Linked DNA regions of Mus musculus: all the other regions are linked to region 3. Evidence: chromatin loops called from intact Hi-C (ENCODE). Cell type or tissue: heart. All regions are shown on one strand. Each heading gives the region's core, and the rest is flanking DNA. Links, peaks and the distances in the headings are about the cores only. Region 1 overlaps Gm38396 (predicted gene, 38396). Region 2 holds the start of Gm6712 (predicted gene 6712). Region 3 holds the start of Gm5165 (predicted gene 5165).

The links. A loop is a pair of places that touch in the nucleus more often than their neighbours do. Peaks named below come from ENCODE experiments on the same cell type or tissue, not always from the same donor. Only the 100,000 strongest peaks of a DNase experiment are listed, where the experiment ranks them.
Region 1: it touches region 3 in a loop (2.9-fold over the local background); 5 of 42 quality-filtered maps call a loop at or near these places.
Region 2: a loop joins it to region 3, with 1.8 times the contacts of the local background. A loop is called at or near these places in 5 of 42 quality-filtered maps.

The regions. Positions count from the first base shown.
Region 1 is chr17:17,181,066-17,189,474 of GRCm38, reverse strand. All of the region lies in intron 1 of Gm38396 (predicted gene, 38396), which reads right to left. Among named protein-coding and RNA genes, the nearest start is that of Gm38396, 6.0 kb to the right of the region's middle. In heart, for the core only: no CTCF peak of the experiment used is centred there; no DNase peak of the experiment used is centred there.
Region 2 is chr17:17,289,695-17,298,103 of GRCm38, reverse strand. Gm6712 (predicted gene 6712) reads right to left here and starts at 3,661. Exons shown (of 4, transcript NM_001324550.1): 1 at 3,515-3,661. The coding sequence starts at 3,544. In heart, for the core only: a CTCF peak has its summit at 4,162; a DNase peak (open chromatin) is centred at 3,803; H3K4me3 peaks cover 1,097 bases; H3K27ac peaks cover 259 bases.
Region 3 is chr17:17,230,377-17,238,785 of GRCm38, reverse strand. It overlaps Gm5165 (predicted gene 5165), which reads right to left and starts at 3,883. Exons shown (of 4, transcript NM_001362181.1): 1 at 3,761-3,883. The coding sequence starts at 3,790. In heart, for the core only: no CTCF peak of the experiment used is centred there; a DNase peak (open chromatin) is centred at 4,065; H3K4me3 peaks cover 1,451 bases; H3K27ac peaks cover 343 bases.

The sequences.
Region 1 (8,409 bases), core at 299-8,298, 49 kb after region 3:
CAGAAACCAATGGTACTCGGCAACATCACAACCCAATTCTCCCAATACAGTAAATGCTGGATACCCTAGCCCATCTGAAAAGCAAGATTATGATCTAAAATTCCCAATTCATGGAAATGATAAAGGATCTTAAGGAGGAAATAAATATCTCCCCTAAATAAATAAAGGAGATTCTTAGAATTGGGAACAAAATACCCATGCAAGGAGCTACAGAGACAAAGTTTGGAGCTGAGACGAAAAGATGGACCATCTAGAGACTGCCATACCCGGGGATCCATCCCATAATCAGCCTTCAAACACTGACACCATTGCATATACTAGCAAGATTTTGCTGAAAGGACCCTGATATAGCTGTCTCTTGTGAGACTATGCTGGCACCTAGCAAACACAGAAGTGGAGGCTCACAGTCAGCTATTGGATGGATCACAGGGCGCCCAAATGAGGAGCTAGAGAAAGTACCCAAGGAGCTAAAGGGATCTAGAACCCTACAGGTGGAACAACAATATGAACTAACCAGTAACCACTTTAAAACAGGAACTGAAGTACATGCATGATAAAAAGTTCAACTATGCCAGGCAGTGGTGGCACACGCCTTTAATTCCAGTGCTTTAGGGGGCATAGGCAAGTGGATTTCTGAGATCGAGGCCAGCCTGTTCTACAGCGTGAGTTCCAGGACAGCCAGGACTGGACAGATAAACCCTGTCTAGAGCAAAACAAACAAACAATCAAACAAAAATAAAATAAAAAATAATAAAAAAGTTCAACTATGTGAAAAAACTGAAGCAGATATAGGAGGATGGGAAAATCTCTCATGCTCGTAGATTAGTATGATTAATAGCCATCTTGCCAAAAGTATTCTACAAATTCCATAAAATCCCCTTCAAAATTAAAAGAGTAGCTTGTAATAGACCTTGAAAGGATAGTTTCTAGCTCCCAGGACAAAAACCCTGGAGAGCCAAAGCCATCTATTACAATAAAATACCTGCAATATAGCCAAGTAGTTGGTGGCGCATGCCTTTAATCCCAGCACTTGGAAGGCAGAGGCAGGCAGATTTCTCAGTTGGAGGCCAGCCTGGTCTACATAGTATGTTCCAGGACAGCCAGGGATACACAGAGAAACTCTGTCTCAAAAAAAACAAAAAAACAAAAAACCGTGCAATTTATTGGGACACAAATAGACAGTTGATTAATGGAATAGAGGTATAGACACAGATATAATTCCTATGACATACACACACCTGGTGATTGCTAAGGAATCAAGAAACATACAAAAAAGCCAACAAGAATAAAAAAAGAAACAAACAAAACATACCAAAAACCCCACAGCACCTTCAACAAGTGGTGCTTGTTAAACTATAAAATGCTCTACATGCAGAAGAATGTGCAAACAAATCTATATTCTTTATCCTGAACAAAATAGAAGTCCACTTAAAACCAGACACACAGGCCCTGATAGAAGAAAAAGCGGGCAATGGCCTTGAGTGCACGGTCACAGGAGACACATTACTGTTCTTATGGGAAGAACACGAATAGCTCAGGCAATAAGATCAGTAATTAGTAAATTGGACATCATGCAACTGTGATGTTTCTGGAAGGCAAAAATCCAGTCAGTGGGACAAGAGACAGTCTACAAAATGGGAAAAGATTTTTGCCATATCCATATCTCATAGTGTTATATAAGAGAAAAATATGAGACATAATATACAAAAATATATACAGACCTCAAGAATCTAGATAGTCTAAAAATAAAAACAAACGAAAGCAGATAAAGATCAGGGTTCATATATAAACTGAGACTTCTCAACAGATGAATCTTCAATGGCTTAGAAACAAGTATTCAACATTATAGAAATGGAAAGGAAACCTTTTATGTCATTAAACATGTCAGAATAGTTAAGATCAATAACAGAAGTGACTGTTCACATTACAGAGAATATACCTCTACAGCTTATGAGAGACTGCAAACTAAAACAGACACTATGTAAATCAATATCATGGTTGTCAGAAAAAGGGGAATCCATCTACCTCAATACCCAGATATACCACTCTCTTGGTCATTGTGGTGGTTTGCATATTCTTGGCTCAGAAAGTGGCCTTATAAGGAGGTGTGGCATTGTTGGAGTAGGTGTGGCCTTGTTGGAGCAGGTGTGCCACTTTCTGGCTTGGGCTTTAAAATCCTTATGCTAGCTGCCTTGGAGACAATCTTCTCCTAGGAGCCTTCAGAGGAAGATGTAGGTACTCTCATGTCCTCCTGCACCATGCCTTCGAGGACGCTGGTGCTCCTGCCTTGATGATGACAGAGAGAATCTCTGAATCTGTAAGCCAGCCTCAATTAAATGTTGTCCTTATAAGAGCTGCCTTGGCAGACTGGAGAGAAGGCTCAATGGTTAAGAGTACTGACTGCATCTGAAGGTCCTAGGTTCAAATCCCAGCAACTGCGTGGTGGCTCACAACCATCAGTAACAAGATCTGACGCCCTCTTCTGGAGTGTCTGAAGACAGCTACAGTGTACTTACATATAATAAATAAATAAAAATCTAAAAAAGAGCTGCCTTGGTCATTGTGTCTCTTCACAGCAATAAACACCTAAGACAGGCATACATGCAAAAGTTTCTCCATCGACAATAGACTTGATCAACTCTGTTGATAGATTTATTTGTACTAGCCAGATACTAAAAACAAGATTATATGTCCCACAGCTGAAGAATGGATAAAAAAAAAGGTACATTTACACCATGGACTATCACTCAGCTGCTACTTTCTACAGACCCTGCATGCACCTTTCTGGGAAGGGGAAAAGGAACAGACTCCATGGTAAGATTGGGGTGAATGTGAAAAGAAGTGGGAGGGATCATTTAGATGGGAATGTAGGAAGAGAGCAGGAGATGCAAGAAGAAAGAGCTGGAATTATGGGGACTTTCCAGGTTAGTATAGGAACCCAGTGTACTGAAAACCTTCAGGAAACAATGAGGGCGATCCTATTGACCACGACTAAAGGAGTTTCTGAACTGGCCATCTTTATAGCCAGCACTGTGATGAAAGGTTTGCATTTCCTTGAGGTGTTGGCCAAAGAGGCCTCTAAGGATCTCATGCTGACTTTAGGGGGGAAAATTACTCACTGAAAACTCACCTCAGGGACTCATTCTTGAAGACAACTTTGACACAGCCAAATCAAACTGAAAATCAAGTGTGTAAAGGCTTGGGTCTTTCACCCCTATGTTCGAAAAAAGAGCTGAAAATATGTTCTAGTCTCTCTATGGAGAGAGGGTACTCCCCGGCCACAAAAAGAAAATCTTAGACATAATAAAAGCTACAAAACCTTCAAACTGAAATCTCTCCAGCCTGAATATGTTCTGAGTTAAGGTTGTGACAAACTTTTTTGAGTGGCTAGCCAATATTTGGATTAACTAGAGGAGCTGGACATCAGAGGAAACCCACGGCTTACACTGTCTGGATTTCTAGGAATCCTCACATGGACTTATTAGGCAAAAATGGGGCTGGCATGTGTGTTAGCTAGGCCTTATTCCTCTATGTCGTGGCTATTAGCATGGGCATTTGAATAATTTCTCTCGCTGGGAGCAGGTGTATCTCTGCTTCTTTTGCTTGGTCTTGACCCCCTTTTCTTCCCATTTGCTTGCCATGTCCAAGCTCAAAAGGAGAGCTTTCATCATGGCTTTTCTATCTTGTTTTGAGAGAACAGAAAAAGGGGAGGGGATCTATGGAGGAGGAGGATAGAAGAGGGAGAGGGTAAGTGAATGGAGTGAAGGGAGGAAAACAGTGGCCTTGGTACACTGTATGAGAGAAGAATCTAGTTCCAATTAAATGAGTCCAACATTTCCTAAGTGAAAATTCATGGAAGAAGGGAAACAACAATAAACAAAGCATAAAATGGAGACAAGGGAAGCATTATTTTGACAGATACAGTTCTCATTCTGTTTGGGTACAAGATGAACATTATGCAGGAGTTCATGACAAGCACATTCCTAGGTCCTAACTTAATGCAGGAAATCAAAGTTTTGCCCACCTCAAAGTGAGAAATACACACACACACACACACTCACACACACACACACACACACACACACACACACACACACACACACAAAACATATAACATAAAACTTACTCATGTCATTTTCTTGTGTTATTTTTCAATAGTTGGAATAGTGGAATTACAAAGGTAACTGCTCACTAAATTCTAAAATATTCTTGCTTCCCTTTAAGAAAACCTAATGTTGAATTAATGTTCAAATGAAAAATACATCTTTATGGCCAGGCAGTGGTGGTGCAAGCCTTTAATTCCAGCACTTGGGAGGCAGAGGCAGGCAGATTTCTGACTTCCAGGCAAGCTGGTCTTCAGAGTGCGTTCCAGGACAGCTAGGGTACACACACACACACAAAACTGTGTATCAAAAAACCAAAAAATGAAAAAATAAAAACAAACAATCAAAAAATCATCTTTAATGTTACAGAGTATTGATGATACATTCACTATATAATACATTAAGTCTTTTTTTAGTCTGAGCCAGTCCCTGAGCAGACCTGGCTGCTAGCTGTGCACCCAATCCCACAACACCTAGAGGAAGCTGCACTCCCAGGTGCTCTAACACACCCAGGATTATAGGATAATAGAATCACAGGATGGCAAAACTTGGTCACACCAGGATTTCAGGATCCCAAAGGCATCTTGACTCCCAGGAGCTCTTACACCCAGGATCTCAGGATCACAGACAGAGCTGGACTCTGAGTTCTGACACAACTACAAAACAGGAGAGACAGGCTCCAGTCAGAGACAGTGAGTGCAAGTAGCAATAGAGATAATCAGATGGAGAGAGGCAAGAACAAGAACATAAGCCACAGAAACTAAGGCTATCTGGCATCATCTGCACCCAGCTCCCCCAGCATAGCAAGTCCTGGATACCCCATCACACTGGAAAAGCAAGGTTTAGGTTTAAAATCACTTCTCATGATGATAATAGAGGACATTTTTTATTGGATATTTTCTTAATTTACATCTCAAGTGTTACCCCCTTTCCCCATTTTCCCCCCCTACTAAAAGCCCCTTATACCATACCCCATCTCCCTGCTTTGCCCTTCACCATCAACTACCATAGATGGAGAAACCAAGATATTCCTTGAAAAAAACAAATTTACACCATATCTTGCCACAAAGCCAGCCTTACAAAGGATAACAGATGGAAAATATAAATCAAGGAGGGAAACTACACCCTAGAAAAAGCAACAAAGTAATCTTTCAACAAGCAAAATAGAAAATAGCCACAGAAACATAAAAATAGTATCAAAAATAACAGGGAGCAGCAATCACTACTCCTTACTATATCTTAACATCAATGGGCTCAATTCCCTAATAAAAAGATATAGGATAACAGACTGGATGCATAAACAGGACCCAACATTTTGGTGCAAACACGAAACTCACCTTAGTGTCAAAGAAAGCTACTTACCTCAGAAAAAAAGTGCTGGAAAACAATTTTCCAAGCAAATGGTCCCAAGAAACAAGCTGGGGTAGCCATTCTAATATCGAATAAAAGCAACTTTCAATCAAAAGTTATCTAAAAAGGATGAGGAAGGACACTTCATATTGCTGAAAGGGAAAATCTACCAAGAGGAACTCTCTAGTCTGAATATCTACCCTCCAAATGCAAGGGCAACCACATATATAAAAGAAACGCTACTAAGCCTCTACACACACAACTAAGCCTCCGCACACGTTGCACATCAACAATAATAGTGGGAGAAGTCAAAACTGCACTCTTATCAGTGAACTAATCATGAAAACACAAAATAAACAGACACACTGAAACAAAGAGAAGTTATGGACCAAGTGGATTTAATAGATAGCTATAGAAGATTTCATCCTAAAACAAAAGAAAATACCTTCTTCTCAGTACCTCATTGTATCATCACCAAAATTGACCATAGAATCAGTCACAAAACAGTCCTCAAAAGATACAAGACTGAAATAATTCCATGCATCCTGTCAGATCACCAAGGACTAAGGGTGGTCTTCAGTAGTAATAAAAAACACCAGAAAGCTGACATAAACATGAAAGCTGAACAATTCCCTATTTAATGATAATTTGGCTAAGGAAAAAAAAAAGAAATTAAAAACTTTGGAGAATTTAATGAAAATGAAGGCACACCATACCAAAACTTAGGTGACACAATGAAAGCAATGCTAAGAGGAAAACTCAGCTCCGAGTGCCTCCAAAAACAAACTGGAGAGAGCATACACTAGCATTTTAACAGTACACCTGAAAATTCTAGAACAAAAAGAAGGAAATAAACCCAAGAGAAGTAGACAGGAAATAATCAAAATCGGGGCTGGAATAAACCAAACAGAAAGAAAAGGAACTATGCAAGTAATCAACAAAACTGGTTCAAAGAAGCTGGTTCTTTGAGAAAATGAACAAGATAGGTAAACCCTTAGCCACACAAACTAGAGGGCACAGAGACAGTGTCCAAATTAACAAAATCAGAAATGAAAATGGAGATATAACAACAGAAACTGAAGAAATTCAAAAAAATTATTCAGATTCTACTACTAAAACCATATCTTACACAAAACTGGAAAATCCGGATGTAATGGACAAGTTTTTAGACAGATAATAAAAACCAAAGTTAAATCAGGATCAGATAAATCATGAAACAGTCCCTTAAGCCCCTAAAGAAATACATGCAGTCATTTAAAGTCTCCTAAACAAACAAACAAACAAAACGCCCAGGACAGGTTTTAGTGCAGAATTCTATCAGACCTTCAACGAAGACATACTACCAATACTCTTCAATCTAGTTCACAAAGTAGAAACAGAAGGAACACAACCAATTCATTCTATGAAGCCACAGTTACGCTGAGTATTCTCCCTTGGAGATGGAGCGGTTTCTGTCTCTTCAGGAACTTTTCACAATTTTCATTCAGAGGACTTCATAAGAGATTTTTTTCCACTTGTACCATGTTTAGTGGTGTTTCAACCAGATTTTAAAAACTGGAAAAAAAAAAAAGATACTACTGATCTATCCTCCAAATAGAGCAGCTCAATATTTTACAGCTCTCTTTGTGAATTCAGATGAGCAAAAGTGTTTGTATGTCTCTGCAGCCACTCATACTTCTTTGTAATTTCAGGACAACAACTGAAGCCCACATGCAAAACAATGGTAAAGAACAATTTAATGTCTGCTTTGTGCCAAGCACCACGCACACCTGAAAAACCCCTGAAACTCAAAACTCCGTATATGGCCTGGAATTTAATTTCCATGAAACACAACCATGTGGCTGGTAATTCAATTAAATTCAAAAAATTAAAATCAAATCAAATTAAATATTCAAAAGAAATGAAATTAAAAATGTTGCAACAATTGAAGGTAGATGTGGCCATAAATGTGAAAACAAGGAGTGGTTAACAGGAGGTGAAAGGAAAAGGAAATAAAAAGGAAAGGAACATGGCTGTTCCTAGACATGGTGGAACAGAAAGTTTATTGCTGATACATGGGAGAGTGGAGTTAGAGAAAGGAACATCTTAGAGAGTGACCAGAGTCAAGTGGAACCAAAGCCATGTGAAGAGAGGAAGGAGAGGAGAGGAAAACCAGACAAAGTGATGAGGTGGGTAAATGATAGATGAAAAAGATATTCTAACAAATTTGGGTGGATTACATAAGGAAGGGGAGCAGGGAGATGTATATGCCAATCCCTAAGATCCAGGGTGTGCTTTGTTAGGCATACACTGTAAAGGGTAACTGGGGGATTTGGGGAGAAACTGACATTCTGGCCTGCTTTGATTTGTTAAATAGGCACCTAAGCCATTTGTGCTGGGCCATAAGACTTAACAACAGTGAGAAAGGATAAACCTAAAGGATTTAATTATAATATCAAAATTTATTTTTAAAAGCTGAAATTGGCTTTATGATTGAAAAGTTATCCAAGTATTAGACGAACCAGGTATTACTCATACATTTCTCTCCCAATGCACACTGTAAAATTGGGATAGTAAAATTCCTACTAGTCATAGACACAGAAATTTGTCAAGCACTTAAGTGTTGGTTGAATTCACGTACCTACAGATATTTAGTGTCTAAAAATTAATTCATTTCCTTATCTAAATTCTTGATCGTCTCATTCTATGAACCACGTAAATTTTCAAGTTTGGACTTTTGTTGATCATCTAACATTGATAACATCAGTATTCACTGATAATAGAAGGTATTTTCAAAGAAAGCTCCCTCCATCGTTCTTCCCACTCCCTTTGGTTGCTGTGAATACACCATTATCAAAGTTGGTCAGTGAAATCAATTGTTACCAATGTCCCTCTTGATCTATAATTTCCCCTAGAAAGTGGTGGAGGTAGGAGATCATTCATTCCTTCATTCATATCTCTCTGTCTTTTTCCCTCA
Region 2 (8,409 bases), core at 194-8,193, 59 kb before region 3:
CAAAGAAGATCAAGGGGATACAAATTGGAAAAGAAAAAGTCAAAATATCATTACTTGCAGAGGATATGATAGTATCTATAAGTGACCCTAAAAATTCTACCAGAGAACTCCTAAACCTGATAAACAACTTCAGTGCAGTAGCTGGATATAAAATGAACTCAAATATATCAGAGGCCTTTCTCTACACAAACGATAAACAGAATGAGAAAGAAATAGGGAAACAACATCCTTCACAGTACTCACAAATAATATAAAATACCTTGGTGTGACTCTAACTAAGGAAGTGAAAGATCTGTATAAGAACTTCAAGTCTCTGAAGAAAGAAATCAAAGAAGATCTCAGAAGATGGAAAGGTCTCCCATTCTCATGGATTGGCAGGATTAGTACAGTAAAAATGACTATCTTGCTGAAAGCAATCTACAGATTCACTGCAATCCCCATCAAAATTGGAACTCAATTCTTCTCAGAGTTAGAAAGGGCAATTTGCAAATAATTCTGGAATAACAAAAATCCTAGGATAGCAAAAACTATCTCAACAATTAAAGAGCCTTTGGTGGAATCACCATCCCCGAACTCAAGCTGTACTACAGAGCAATTGTGATAAAACAAAAAAAAAAAAAACAAAAACAAAAACAAACAAACAAACAAAACCCCCATGCATGTTACTGGTACAGTGACAGTCAGTCAGATCAATGGAACAGAATTTAAGACCCAGAAATAAACTCACACATCTATGCTCACTTGATCTTTGACAAAGGAGCTCAAACCATCCAGTGGAAAGAGGACAACATCTTCAACAAACGGTGCTGGCTCAATTGGCAGATAGCATGTAGAATGCAAATTGATCCATTCTTATCTCCTTATACAAAGCTCAAGTCTAACTGGGTCAAGGAACTCCACATAAAACCAGAGACACTGAAACATATAGAGTAGAAAGTGGGAAAAGCCTCAAAGATATGGGCACAGGGGAAAAATTCCTGCACAGAACAGCAATGACTTATGCTGTAAGATCGAGAATCAACAAATGGGGCCTCACAAAATTGCAAAGCTTGTATAAGGGAAAAGACAGTAAGTCAATAATACAAAAAGGCTAGCAATAAATTGGGAAAGGATCTTTACCAATCCTAAATCTGATAGGTGGCTAACATCTAATATATATAAAGAACTCAAGAAGCTGGCTTCCAGAGAACTAAATAACCCTATTAAAAATGGGGTAAAGAGCTAAACAAAGAATTCTCAACAGAGGAATACTGAATATCTGAGAAGCACCTGAAAAAATGTTCAACATCCTTAATCATCAGGGAAATGCAAATCAAAACAACCCTGAGATTCCATCTCACAGCAGTCAGAATGGTTAAAATCAAACATTCAGGTGACAACAGATGCTGGCAAGGATGTGGAGAAAGGGACACTCCTCCATGGTTGGTGGGATTGCAAGCTTGTACAACCACTCTGGAAATCAGTTTAGCAGTTCCTCAGAAAATTGGACTACCTGAGGACCCAGCAATACCAGTCCTGAGCTTATACCCAAAAGATGCTCTAACATGTAATAAGGACACATGTTCCACTATGTTCATAGCAGCCTCATTTATAATAGCCAGAAGCTGGAAAGATCCCAGATGTTCCTCAATGGAGGAATGGATACAGAAAATGTGGTATATTTACACAATGAAGTACTATTAAAAACAATGAAGTCATGAAATTCTTAGATAAAAGGATGGATCTGGAGGATATCATCCTGAGTGAAGAAACCCAATTACAAAAGAACACAAATGATATGCACTTACTGATAAGGGGAGAATAGCCCATACACTCAGAGTACCCAACATACAATTTGCAAAACAATTGAAACTCAAGAAGAAGGAAGACCAAAGTGTGGATACTTGGGTCCTTCTTAGAAAGGGGGAACAAAATGCTCATGTGAGGAGTTACAGAGACAAAGTGTGGAGCAGACTGAACGAATGATCATCCAGAAACTGCCCCACTCGGGGATCTATTCCATATACAACCACCAAACCCAGACACTATTGCATATGCCAGAAAGATTTTGCTGACATGACCTTGACATAGCTCTTCTTGTGAGGCTATGCCAGTGCCTGGCAAATACAGAAGTGGATGCTCACAGTCATCTATTGGATGGAACACGGGGCCCCTAATGAAGGAGCTAGAGAAAGTACCCAAAGAGCTAAAGGGGTCTGAAACTCTATAGGAGGAACAACAAAATGAACTAACCAGTAACCCCCAGTGCTTTGTCTCTAGTTGCATATGTAGCAGAGGATGGCCTAGTCAGCCATCAATGGGAGGAGAGGCTCTTGGTCTTGTGAAGATCATGAGGCCAAGTACAGGGAAATGCCAGGGCCAGGAGGAGGGAATGTGTGGGTTGAGGAGCAGGGCAGGGGGAGGCTATAGAGGGCTTTGGGGATAGCATTTGAAATGTAAATGAAGAAAATATCTAAGAAATAAAAAAGAAAGTATGCCTAGATACAGTGTCTTTCAACAATAGCAGGCTATTACCTTTTAGGGAAATGGCATCAATAAGATAATGTATGATCCCGTCATTATATGCAACATTAGCTGCTGAAGTCTATAACTTGACACACATAGATAAAGCCAATTACCCTTGATTCAAATTTCTGAATGGCCTTATCTAGATCAATGAAGTTTGGTTCAACATAACCTCCCCAGGTGGTATACCCACCAATCTGGATTATTTTTATTCACATGCATGACTTAATTTACCTTGGTAATTGTAAATTACACCATCAGAAGCTTGTTCATAATGATGACCCCTGCAGATGATTCCCTTAAACTACAGTGTAGGAGCTAGCTATTGTCTACACTGTTTAGCCCTGAACTGTACACAGTAAACTGTTCCTCCTGTTGAAGTCTGAAGACAGAAGCCATGCTCCATATGCAAGTACTTCTACTTCTACTGCAAAGGGCAGTACATTACATGACTAAAATGAGCAATTTAAAACTCTCTTGTGGTACAGCCATTTAACTAATGAATTATGAAGTTTAGCAAGGTAGAGAAAGAGACTAGGACCCACGTGTCAACATACTTTGTCTCAGAAACAATTTTATAAAAAACTAAAGACGAAGCTGTTCTAAAATTAGTCCACACTTTTTCTGGTTATTAAAAAAAACCACGGAGAAATATTGAAAAAAAAATGTGCTTTCATTCACCAAACACATGAGATACATATTAAACATAGACAAATTTAACTCGAAATGAATGACAACCAAAATGCTAAATGCCAAGAGAAGAACTTGTAGAATACACGAAAGAAACTTAGCCTGTCTGACTTTGGCATCGTGCTAAGGGTGTTTCTATACACAGGACCCTGCTCGAAAGGTTTTGTGAATATTCAGCCCAGATAGTGAAGTTATGCAGGTGCCACCGTTGGGTCCAGAAGCGGCTAAAACCACGAGGCAACTCACAGGTGCCTGCATGTAGCTGCTGGTTCCGACCCAGCCTTCCGTAGGACCCAGCACACCCGATCCCGCTCCTCACCTCTGTGGGAAGTGACAATATCCTCATCATGTCGCACTTTCAGAACTTGCCTGACCTTCCTTCACTGTACCCAGCAGCACACAGGACAAATCACTTAAGCCTGCTTAATTACAGGGAACCAGCGAAAATGATTCCGGAAGAAACACCCTCCTCTTATGACTGGCAGATCCCACATGGAAACAGGAAAATGCATTCCGGAAGAACCACCCTCCGCTTTTGACTGGCAGATCTCACGGGGAACCAGCAAAATGCATCCGGAAAAACCACCCTCCTCTTATGACTGGCAGATCCTCCTTGATGCTGTGATTGGCCAGTAAATCTTGAGTGACAGGAGCAACTCTCTCAGGGTGAGAGGGTGCAAACGCAACTCGGAATAGTGGTTCAGTGGTTCAGTGCACAGGCTTCCAATATAGACGCACACCTATTCCAGATCAGCAGAGATATGTATTTTGGTAGCAATTGTCCCAGGTTTCCGATAGCCTATACGCCAGGCTATGCCGCCCCATCTCTCCAGCTCACCTCTGATTGGCTGCGTGCTCCTCCCCTTTGTGGGCTGTGACCTTGTTCTCAAGAGCCAGGACTCAAATTCTTGCCTGTGAGTCCACTGCCCTCAGAAGGTGCTTCCTCTTATTGCTAGTGGAATGAAGCATATTACTAAAGTTGCAGTGGACTGAAAAATCTGTCTCACAAGTGGAAGGGTGCCCAGTTTAACTGCTAATTAAAGAGTGACTTTAAGAAACAACGTTTTGTATTGTGGCTTCTTATTTGGTTCGGGTAAATTGCACAAACTTTCCAGCTGGAGCTCTATTGTTATTCTATAATCTACTATTCTATTTTCTATTCCTCAGTAGGAAAGTGCCAAAAAATAAAATAAAATCTTAAAATAAACCAAAAACACAGGTGTACTAGGAAAATGCTCTAGGGTCTCTCTATGTATGTGGAAAGTGGATTTATTAGTATGGCTCCCAAGCTGATAGCCAACTCTTCCAACTATAACTCTATACCAATGGGAAGTTGAGCAATCCAGTGGTTGTTCAGTCCATGTGGCTGAATGTCTCAGCTGATTTTCAGTATATATCATAATAGTATAGGAATAAAACGTAACTGTAATGACCCTAGAAAGTATTTAACGAATACATGAAATCATAAAAGTAGCCACAAAATCCATATGGGTGGTAAACCTTAAGCATTTAAAGAATGTGGGCGAGCCAGCCCTATAGTATGCCTGACTGAAGACTTAAGAAGATGTATGCCAGCCGGGCGTGGTTTCTCACGCCTTTAATCCCAGCACCCGGGAGGCAGAGGCAGGCAGATTTCTGAGGTCGAGGCCAGCCTGGTCTACATCCAGAGTGAATTCTAGGACAGCCAATGTTACATAGAGAAACCCTGTCTCGATAGAAACCACATAAAATAAAATAAAAATAAAGAAGAAGTAGGAGAAGGAGAACACAAAGATGAAGAAAAAGAAGGGAAATATAATACTTAAATAGTTGAAAAAAGAAGAATAGAAGCATAAGTCTTAAGATGTAGGAATAGATGAAAAGGAACAGAGAGGAACACCCCCTCCACCATCACCCCTACACAAAATACAGAAATAAAAATGAATAACTTGATCAGAATAGTTCATTGGTACTATGACTAATTCGAATGAATACAGGTCTGCCATTGCTCATGAGGAATGTTATGACTTCTGTAATAGCATCACCAATAATTGGAAGGCCAGTTAACAGTCAATGTGCATTCTGAGTAAACAAGAGTGGTGTGTAATGCAGCAGATGTGGAAGGAGTATTTACTTTTAGTGTAGTGTGTTATGAAATTAAAGTTTCCACTGTGAAAAATTTAAACTTTTTTTTTGCATAACTAGTAATAAATAAAAACAAATACTTGTATCCTTTCTTGGAATTTTGAGATAAATATAATCTACATTGATAGAGATTTTTAAGTACTTCAGGAATACCAAATAATCCTCAAAGTCTATATTTCCTGGTCAATTGTATAGAAACATTAGTAATAGTAACATTGCTTTCTGCAAAATGAATTAATTGGGAATAAGGTATCGTGAGTATGAGCAAGGATACTGCAAAACCACTGAACTCGACTGTTCCTGGATTGGAAAAATATATGTATTTTCATACTTTTCAGGCTGCCTCTTTTGGATAGAAAGATTGGCAAAACTTAAGGAAAGCCTTGCAGGGTTTGAAGAGGTAAATTTGCAGTGGCAATGAGTGTATAATTGGGGATAGTGTGGGAGGTAGGGTGTTATTCCTGTGCATCAAAGAGCCTAGAATCTCTTCTGGGAAACATGGAATATGTTAACAGTATGTGGATATGTGTTTATAGGTGCCAAAGACCAGGTTTGGCTTAGAGAGAGTTTCTGAGAGAGAAAGAAGTGGTGTCTGGATCAGAAAAATGGTGATTCCAAGCTGTTGACCTTTGTTCTGCTTGATACAGCTTTTCCAGTCTGCTTTCTGTTGTGTTTCCTCTCTGGAGATTTCTCTGTCTTTCTCTGTCTATATTCTGCTTGCTTGCCATTCTTAAAGATCTCTCTGTCCAAGTCCTGCTTTCCTGCTTGCTTGTCTCTCTCTCTCTCTCTCTCTCTCTCTTTCTCTCTCTCTCTCTAGCTCTCTCTCTCTCCTTCTCTCTCTCTCCCCCCTCTTTTACTGTGTGTGTCTCACACTCTGTCTCTCTCACTCTTTGTACAGGTGTGTGTGTGTGTGTGTGTGTGTGTGTGTGTGTGTGTGTGTGTGTGTGTTTTCATTTCCAAGCAGTTCTATTTGTCCTAAAATTTTTCTGGATGGATCATCTCAAGGAGAAGACAGGTGCAGTCTTTTATTTTACCTATCAATCCAGTAATTTACTCCAGGTTTTCTTTTTGATTAGCTCATGAATCAGCATCCCATGACCCCGGTGCTTTGATTCTTAGAAGATAGGAGGCATACATTTTTTCTTAAAATTCCAAAAAACTAAAGATCTGTCTGACTTTATTAAGCACGGATGATAGGCTAGTTGAGCAGGACTCTGCTCTGAAATTACTATTTTCACCACGCCTTAGGGTAACTTTGATCTGTCTTTGGCTGATCCTGAACTCAGGAATTTATTTGTCTTTGTCAGCTTAAACAGACAAACAAACAAGTAAACAAACAAGCAAAAACCTGGGTGAGATCTCCTTCAATTACCACTCCCTAAATCTCTTTACTTCCTTCCTTAGTAATTTTCTGACATGTTGGTTCACAGTGCAGCTGCTTTTGTTCCTTCAGATTCATGAAGATCCTCATATAATTCGAACAGAATCATTAGTTTTGCGTGTTTGAAAAATTATACATTTTCAAACTCATGTATTTAGAACTCTTTCCCTTAAGTGCTTCTCTGAGGTTCCAGTGTTTACCATTTTGCTGAGAGGTAGCCACACCCTTATCTCTGGGATTTCAGCTTGTAATTAATGTAGAGTCATTAATCTTAACAGGAAGGACTTTCCTCAGAGGAATGTGAAATAATTACATTACTATGCAAGTAAGCATGTTGGCCACAGCTGCCCTGAACTCTCTAGGAAGCTCACATCAGGGCCCTGTCCTAGGGGCAAGCAATATGTCACTCTGTCCCAGCAGGGCCAAGCCAGGCTTGGCACATAGAGAACTTGATGCTCCATTGCAGAAGGTAGATCGAGATGTTTGCCACCTCCCCAGCTCCTTCAGTTACAGATTTCCATACATTCTCATGGCCATCTGGCTATCTGTCCTCTCCCTCCCCACACCTGATCCTGAACCCTTCCATTGTCCTCCTGTTGTCTCTTCTCCCACCCATTTCCTTCCCTCCACCTGCCAACTGGGACTAGAGGTGGTCTCTTTTATTTCCATATTCCCACTATTTCAGCTAAGGTTACCCATATTGAGTCCTGAGAGCCTAGCCCATGCCAGGTCTCTAATTTTCTAATTATTCCCATTTCCCCATCCATCAGATGCATATTTCCTTTCATATTGCTAGCCCTCTGGGCTTCTCTCCTGTCTCTCCCATACCTGACCATGTCCCCTTTCCAGCTTCTTTTATCCTGTCCCACGGAACTCACTCCTTCTCCCTGCCATGTCAATTTTGTTCCCTCTTCTAAGTGGGATTGAAGCATCCCCACTTGGGACTTCCTTAACTTCTTGGATTCTGTGGCCAGTATTATGGGTATTTTGTAACTTTTGGCTACTATTGTCTTCTGTGACTACATACTTTGTATGTCTTTTGGTCTGGGGTACCTCACTCAGGCTAAAATTTTCTACTTTCACCCATTTGCCTGCAAAATTAATGATCTCTTTGTTTTGGAACCTGAAAAGCCCTTCTGTTGTGTAAATGTGTTCTTCAGATAAGGTACAATCTGTTTGCTTCTAGTTTCCACCTATGACTAATAAGGCTGCTATGAACATAGTGGAGTACATGTCCTTGTGGTATTGTGGAGAATCTTTTGGGTACATGTCCAGGAGCAGTATAGTAAGGTCTTCAGGTAGAACTAATTCCAATTATCTGATTAACTTGCAGGTTGTTTTCCAGAGTGTTTGTACCAGTTTGCAAACTCACCTGCTTTGGAGGAGTACACCCACCCCTGTTCCACATCCTCACCAGCATGTACTGTCCCTTGTGGTTTTTCTTATTTACTTTCTGATGGAAGTAAGATGAACTCTCAGTGTTGTTTTGATTTGAATTTCTGTCATTATTGACAATGGTGTCTATTTCTTTAAGTGCTTCTTAGCCATTTAGATTTCTTGGTTGAGAGTTCTCTATCACTGGATCACAGTTTTTATTTTTTTATTTTTAACTCTTCTTCTTGTTGGTTTTTTTAAATATTTATTTATTTATTTCATGCATGTGGGTACAATGTAGCTGTCTTTTAAAAAAAAATTTTTATTACGTAATT
Region 3 (8,409 bases), core at 349-8,348:
GCATCTTAATAGTACACCTGAAAGCTCTAGAACAAAAAGAAGAAAATAAACCCAAGAGAAGTAGACAGCAGGAAATAATCAAACTCTGGGCTGGAATAAACCAAACAGAAAGAAAAGGAACTATGCAAATAATCAACAAAACTGGTTCAAAGAAGCTGGTTCTTTGAGAAAATGAACAAGATAGGTAAACCCTTAGCCACACAAACTAGAGGGCACAAAGACAGTGTCCAAATTAACAAAATCAGAAATGAAAAGGGAGATATAACAACAGAAACTGAAGAAATTCAAAAAATCATCAGATCCTACTACCAAAGCCATATATATTACACAAAACTGGAAAATCCGGATGTAATAGACAAGTTTTTAGACAGATAGTAAAATACCAAAGTTAAATCAGGATCAGATAAATCATGAAACCGTCCCTTAAGCCCCTAAAGAAATACATGCAGTCATTTAAAGTCTCCTAAACAAACAAACAAACAAACAAACAAAACGCCCAGGACAGGTTTTAGTGCAGAATTCTATCAGACCTTCAAAAAAGACGCACTACCAATACTCTTCAATCTAGTTCACAAAGTAGAAACAGAAGGAACACAACCAATTCATTCTATGAAGCCACAGTTACGCTGAGTATTCTCCCTTGGAGATGGAGCGGTTTCTGTCTCTTCAGGAACTTTTCACAATTTTCATTCAAAGGACTTCATAAGAGATTTTTTTCCACTTGTACCATGTTTAGTGGTGTTTCAACCAGATTTTAAAAACTGGAAAAAAAAAAAAAAGATACTACTGATCTCTCCTCCAAATAGAGCAGCTCAATATGTTACAGCTCTTTTTGTGAATTCAGATGAGCAAAAGGGTTTGTATGTCTCTGCAGCCACTCATACTTCTTTGTAATTTCAGGACAACAACTGAAGCCCACATGCAAAACAATGGTAAAGAACAATTTAATGTCTGCTTTGTGCCAAGCACCATGCACACCTGAAAAACCCCTGAAACTCAAAACTCCTTTTATGGCCTGGAATTTAATTTCCATGAAACACAACCATGTGACTGGTAATTCAATTAAATTCAAAAAATTAAAATCAAATCAAATTAAATATTCAAAAGAAATTAAATTAAAAATGTTGCAACAATTGAAGGTAGATGTGGCCATAAATGTGAAAACAAGGAGTGGTTAACGGGAGGTGAAAGGAAAAGGAAATAAAAAGGAAAGGAACATGGCTGTTCCTAGACATGGTGGAACAGAAAGTTTATTGCTGATACATGGGAGAGTGGAGTTAGAGAAAGGAACATCTTAGAGAGTGACCAGGATCAAGTGGAACCAAAGCCATGTGAAGAGAGGAAGGAAAGGAGAGGAAAACCAGACAAAGTGATGAGGTGGGTAAATGATAGATGAAAAAGATATTCTAACAAATTTGGGTGGATTACATAAGGAAGGGGAGCAGGGAGATGTATACCCCAATCCCTAAGATCCAGGGTGTGCTTTGTTAGGCATACACTGTAAAGGGTAACTGGGGGCTTTGGGGAGAAACTGACATTCTGGCCCGCTTTGATTTGTTAAATAGGCACCTAAGCCATTTGTGCTGGGCCATAAGACTTAACAACAGTGAGAAAGGATAAACCTAAAGGATTTAATTATAATATCAAATTTTATTTTTAAAAGTTTAAATTGGCTTTATGATTGAAAAGTTATCCAAGTATTAGACAAACCAGTATTACTCATACATTTCCTTCCCAATGCACACTGTAAAATTGGGATAGTAAAATTCCTACTAGTCATAGACACAGAAATTTGTCAAGCACTTAAGTATTGGTTGAATTCACGTACCTACAGATATTTAGTGTCTAAAAATTAATTCATTTCCTTCTCTAGATTCTTCATTGTCTCGTTCTGTGAACCACCTAAATTTTCAAGTTTGGACTTTTATTGATCATCTAACATTGATAACATTAGTATTCACTGATAATAGAAGGTATTTTCAAAGAAAGCTCCCTCCATCATTCTTCCCACTCCCTTTGGTTTCAAAGTTGGTCAGTGAAATCAATTGTTACCAATGTCCCTCTTGATCTATAATTTCCCCTAGAAAGTGGTGGAGGTAGGAGAACATTCATTCATTCCTTCCTTCCTTCATTCATTCATTCATATCTCTCTGTCTTTTTCCCTCATTGACCAGTCAGGGCTTATCCTGGAAGAATTTATATGCTTTTCTTCAGGCATTGGACAGCAGAAGCAGGATTAGGTGTTCAAAGAAATTACATAGCAAAAGGCAAGCCTGGGCTATAGAAGAAATTTCTCTAAAGAGAAACAAATGATCATAGCAGCTGAGAAAACAGATAAAATACTTAAATTCTCCAGAAACACTAAAGAGAAAAAAAAAATCTAGATGTTCAGAGAAATTCTAAGAAAATGAAACTTAAAAAGTGTAATCAAGAATTGACTTCTTAAAAAGATAGATATTATTGAATGTATGAATAGGCACTGTGTCTTTCAACAAGAGCAGGCCATTACCTCGTAGGCAAATACAGCAAACCAGTAGCCAACATCAAGTTAAATGGAGAGAAACTTAAAGCAATACCACTAAAATCAGGGACTAGACAAGGCTGCACACTTTCTCCATAACTATTGAAGTCCTAGCCAGAGCAATTCCACAACAAAAGATCAAGGGGATACAAATTGGAAAAGAAAAAGTCAAAATATTGTTTGCAGAGGATATGATAGTATCTATAAGTGACCCTAAAAATTCTACCAAAGAACTCCTAAACCTGATAAACAACTTCAGTGCAGTAGCTGGATATAAAATGAACTCAAATAAATCAGAGGCCTTTCTCTACACAAACGATAAACAGAATGAGAAAGAAATAGGGAAACAACACCCTTCACAACAGTCACAAATATAAAATACCTTGGTGTGACTCTAACTAAGGAAGTGAAAGATCTGTATAAGAACTTCAAGTCTCTGAAGAAAGAAATCAAAGAAGATCTCAGGAGATGGAAAGGTCTCCCATGCTCATGGATTGGCAGGATTAGTACAGTAAAAGTGACTATCTTGCTGAAAGCAATCTACAGATTCACTGCAATCCCCATCAAAATTGGAACTCAATTCTTCACAGAATTAGAAAGGGCAATTTGCAAATAAATCTGGAATGACAAAAGTCCTAGGACATCAAAAACTACCTCATCAATAAAAGAACCTTTGATGGAATCACCATCCCCGAACTCAAGCTGCAGTACAGAGCAATTGTGATAAAACAAAAACAAACAAACAAAAAACTCCCTGCATGTTACTGGTCCAGTGACAGACAGATCAATGGAACAGAATTTAAGACCCAGAAATAAACTCACACATCTATGCTCACTTGATCTTTGACAAAGGAGCTCAAACCATCCAGTGGAAAGAGGACAGCATCTTCAACAAATGGTGCTGGCTCAATTGACGGTTAGCATGTTGAAGAATGCGAATTGATCCATTCTTACTGCCTTGTACAAAACTCAACGCTAAATGCCAAGAGAACAACTTGTAGAATACACGAAAGAAACTTAGCCTGTCTGCCTTTGGCATCCTGCTAAGGGTGTTTCTATACACAGGACCCTGCTCGAAAGGTTTTGTGAATATTCAGCCCAGATAGTGAAGTTATGCAGGTGCCACCGTTGGGTCTAGAAGCGGCTAAAACCACGAGGCAACTCACAGGTGCCTGCATGTAGCTGCTGGTTCCGACCCAGCCTTCCGTAGGACCCAGCACACCCGATCCCGCTCCTCACCTCTGTGGGAAGTGACAATATCCTCATCATGTCGCACTTTCAGAACTTGCCTGAGCTTCCTTCACAGTACCCAGCAGCACAGGGGACAAATCACTTAATCCTGCTTAATTACAGGGAACCAGCGAAATGGATTCCGGAAAAACCGCCCTCCTCTTATGACTGGCAGATCCCCCAGGGAATCAGGAAAATGCGTTCCGGAAGAACCACCCTCCGCTTTTGACTGGCAGATCTCACAGGGAACCAGCAAAATGCATCCGGAAAAACCACCCTCCTCTTATGACTGGCAGATCCTCCTCAATGCCGTGATTGGCCAGTAAATCCTGAGTGACAGGAGCAACTCTCTCAGGGTGATAGGGTGCAAACGCAACTCGGAATAGTGGTTCAGTGCACAGGCTTCCAATCTAAACGCACACCTATTCCACATCAGCAGAGATATGTATTTTGGTAGCAGTTGTCCCAGGTTTCCGATAGCCTATACGCCAGCCTTTGCCGCCCCATCTCTCCAGCTCACCTTTGATTGGTTGCCTGCTCCTCCCCTTGTGAGCTGTGACCTTGTTCTCAAGAGCCAGGACTGAAATTCTGACCTGTGATTCCACTGCCCTCAGAAGGCACTTCCTCTTTTTGCTAGTAGAATGAAGCATATTACTAAAGTTGCAGTGGAGTGAAAAATCTGTCTCACAAATGGAAGGATGCCCAGTTTAACTGCTAATTAGTGACTTTAAGAAACAACGTTTTGTATTGTGGCTTCTTACTGGGTTCAGGTAAATTGCACAAACTTTCCAGCTGGAGCTCTATTGTTATTCTATAATCTACTATTCTATTTTCTTTTCCTTAGTAGGAAAGTGCCAAAAAAAATAAATAAAATCTTAAAATAAACCAAAAACACAGCTGTACTAGGAAAATGCTCTAGGGTCTCTCTATTTATGTGGAAAGTGGATTTATTAGTATGGCTCCCAAGCTGATAGCCAACTCTTCCAACTATAACTCTATACCAATGGGAAGTTGAGCAATCCAGTGGTTGTTCAGTCCATGTGGCTGATTGTTTCAGCTGGTTTTCAGTATATATCATAATATGTATAGGAATAAAACGTAACAACTGTAAGGAACCTAGAAAGTATTTAACGAATATATGTAATCATAAAAGTCGCCACAAAATCCATACTGGAGGTAAACCTTAAGCATTTAAAGAATGTGGGAGAGCCAGCACTATAGTATTCCTGACTGAAGACATAAGAAGATGTATGCCAGCCGGGCCTGGTGGCACACGCCTTTAATCCCAGCACTCTGGAGGCAGAGGCAGGCAGATTTCTGAGGTCGAGGCCAGCCTGGTCTACATCCAGAGTGAATTCTAGGACAGCCAATGTTACAAAGAGAAACCCTGTCTCAAAAAAACCACACAAAATAAAATAAAATAAAATAAAGAAGGAGAAGGAGAACACAAAGATGAAGAGAAAGAAGGGAAATATAAGACTTAAATAGTTGAAAAAAGAAGAATAGAAGCATAAGACTTAAGATGTAGGAATAGATGAAAAGGAACAGAGAGGAACACCCCCTCCACCACCACCTCTACACAAAATACATAAATAAAAATGAATAAGTTGATCCGAATAGTTCATTAAGACTATGACTATTTTGAATGGATACAGGCCTGCCATTGCTCAGGAGGAATGTGATGACTTCTGCAATAGCATCACCAATAATTGGAAGGCCAGTCAACAGTCAATGTGCATTCTGAGTAAAGAAGAGGGGTGTGTAATGCATCAGATGTGGAAGGAGTATCTACTTTAGGGTAGCCTGTCATGAAATTAAATTTTCCACTTTAAAGAATTTAAACTTTTATTAGCATAGCTAGTAATAAATAAAAACAAAAATTTGTATCCTTTCTTGGAATTTTGAGATAAGTATAATCTACATTGATAGAAATTTTTTAAGTACTTCAGGAATACCAAATAATCCACGAAGTCTATATTTCCTGGTCAATTTTAAAGAAATCTTAGTAATAGTAACATTGCTTTATGTAAAATGAATTAATTGGGAAAAATGTATCACGAGTATAAGCAAGGACACTGCAAAACCACTGAAATTGACTGCTCTGGGATTGGATAAATATATGTGTTTTCATACTTTTCAGGCTGCCTCTTTTGGATAGAAAGATTGGCAAAACTTAAGGAAAGCCTTGCAGGGTTTGAAGAGGTAAATTTGCGGTGGCAATGAGTGTATAATTGGGGATAGTGTGGGTGATAGGGTGTTATTCATGTGGCTCAAAGAGCCTAGAATCTCATGTAGGAAACATGGAATATATTACCAGTATGTGTGTATGTGTTTATAGGTGACAAAGACCAGGTTTGGCTTAGAAAGGTTCTGAGAGTGAAAGAAGTGGTGTCTGGATAAGAAAAATGGTGATTCCAAGCTGTTGACCTGTGTTCTGCTTGATACAGCTTTTCCAGTCTGCTTTTTGTTGTGTTTCCTCTCTGGAGATTTCTCTGTCTATATTCTGCTTGCTTGCCATTCTTAGATATCTCTCTGTCAAAGTCCTGCTTTCCTGCTTGCCCACCCCTCTCTCTCTCTCTCTCTCTCTCTCTCTCTCTCTCTCTCTCTCTCTCTCTCTTTCTCTGTGTATGTGTGTGTGTGTGGTGTGTGTTCATTCTCCAAGCAGTTCTATTTGTCCTAAAATTTTTGTGGATGAATCATCTCAAGGAGAAGACAGGTTCAGTTGAAAGACCCACAACGTGAGGACTCCCCCATGTTCTGACTCAGGAGAGGCGAAACCCCAAAATCACCCACAAGTAATGGTCTTGCTGCAAACTGCAAGAGGATTTTTATTCAAGAGCGCTCTCGGGCCCACGGTCATACACCATGTAGGGATAGAAGACCGTGGCGCCCTGAGTAGCTGGATAAGGGGGTATTTAAAGGAAGAAACCACAACCCAAGGAAGTGGGAAGGGCATTGTTGGAAAATACCAAAGATACCAGTTAAGAGTCACAAGGAAGTGCAAAGTCACAAGTGTCACAAGGAATACCTGGTAATTGTTCAGGTTATCTCTCAAGACAGTTTCTAAGAGCCCCTAACAATAGCACATTCTTTGAATGAACACTCTTTGAAACCAGGAAGTGGGTTGGTGGAGGAATGTCGCTATCTGTTTTATGATTAGCATACCTTGGATCATTGAGTCACAAAGGCCACATTCCCAAGCCTGGGCCTAAAGGCCTAGAATTTTGTTTTTACGTTTTACTTTTTCACAGTCTTTTATTTTACCTATCAATCCAGTCATTTACTACAGGTTTTCCTTTTGATTAGCTCATGAATCAGCATCCCATGACCCCAGTGCCTTGATTCTTAGAAGATAGGAGACATACATTTTTTCTTAAAATTCCAAAATAACTCAAAGATCTGTCTGCCTTTTGTAAGCACGGATGATAAGCTAGTTGAGCGGGACTCTGCACTGAAATTACTATTTTCACCAGGCCTTAGGGGGAACCTTAACCTGTTTTTGGCTGATCCTGAACTCAGGAATCTATTTGTCGATGTCAGCTTAAATAGACAAACAAACAAGCAAGCAGACAAACAATCAAACAAACAAAAAGCTGGGTGAAATCCTCTTCAATTATCACTCCCTAAATCTCTTGACTTCCTTCCTTAGTAATTTTCTGACATGTTGGTTCACAGTGCAGCTGCTTTTGTTCCTTCAGTTTCATGAAGATCCTCATATAATTCGAACTGAATCATTATTTTTGCGTGTTTGAAAAATTATGCATTTTCAAACTCAGGTATTTAGAACTCTGTGTGAAGCCACATGTGCCATTGCAGGGTGGCGCTGGGTGGTGCTGGCTACCACTGGCCAGCACACATACATAGGCAGTAAAGTTTTTTTGCCAAGATGAGGTTTTGAGAATTAACCAATCAGATGAGAGACAAGTTAACCAATCAGATGAGAGACAAGTTAACCAATCAGATGAGAGACAAGCTAACCAATCAGATGAGAGAGAAGTTAACCAATCAGATGTGAGACATGCAAATGAGGTGGTAAGCATAACCCATACATAACCAATCTGGGTGTGAGACACGCCACTCCTAGGCCTATATAAGCAGCACCAGTTCTGGGCTTGGGGTCTCTTCGCCTCTGCAATCAAGCTCTCCCAATAAACCTGTGCAGAAGGATCCTGTTGCAGCATTGTTCTTGCTGGCAAGTCAGGGTGCTTGCAAGAGAACTCCTTCCCTTAAGTGCTTCTCTGATGTTCCAGTGTTTACCATTTTGCTGAGAGGTAGCCACACCCTTAACTCCTGCATTTCAGCTTTTCATTAATGTAGAGTCATTAATCTTAACAGGGAGGAATTTCCTCAGAGGAATGTGAAATATTTAGATTATAATTCAAGTAAGCCTTTTGGCCACAGCAGCCCTAAACACCCTAGGAAGCTCACATCAAGGCCCTGTCCTAGGGTCAGGAAACATGTCATTCTGTCCCAGCAGGGCCAAGCCAGGCTTGGCACATAGGGAACTTGATGCTCCATTGCAGAAGGTAGATCGTGATGTTTGCCACCTCCCCAGCTCCTTCAGTTAGAGATTTCCATACATTCTCATGGCCATCTGGCTATCTGTCCTCTCCCTCCCCACACCTGATCCTGAACCCTTCCATTGTCCTCCCGTTGTC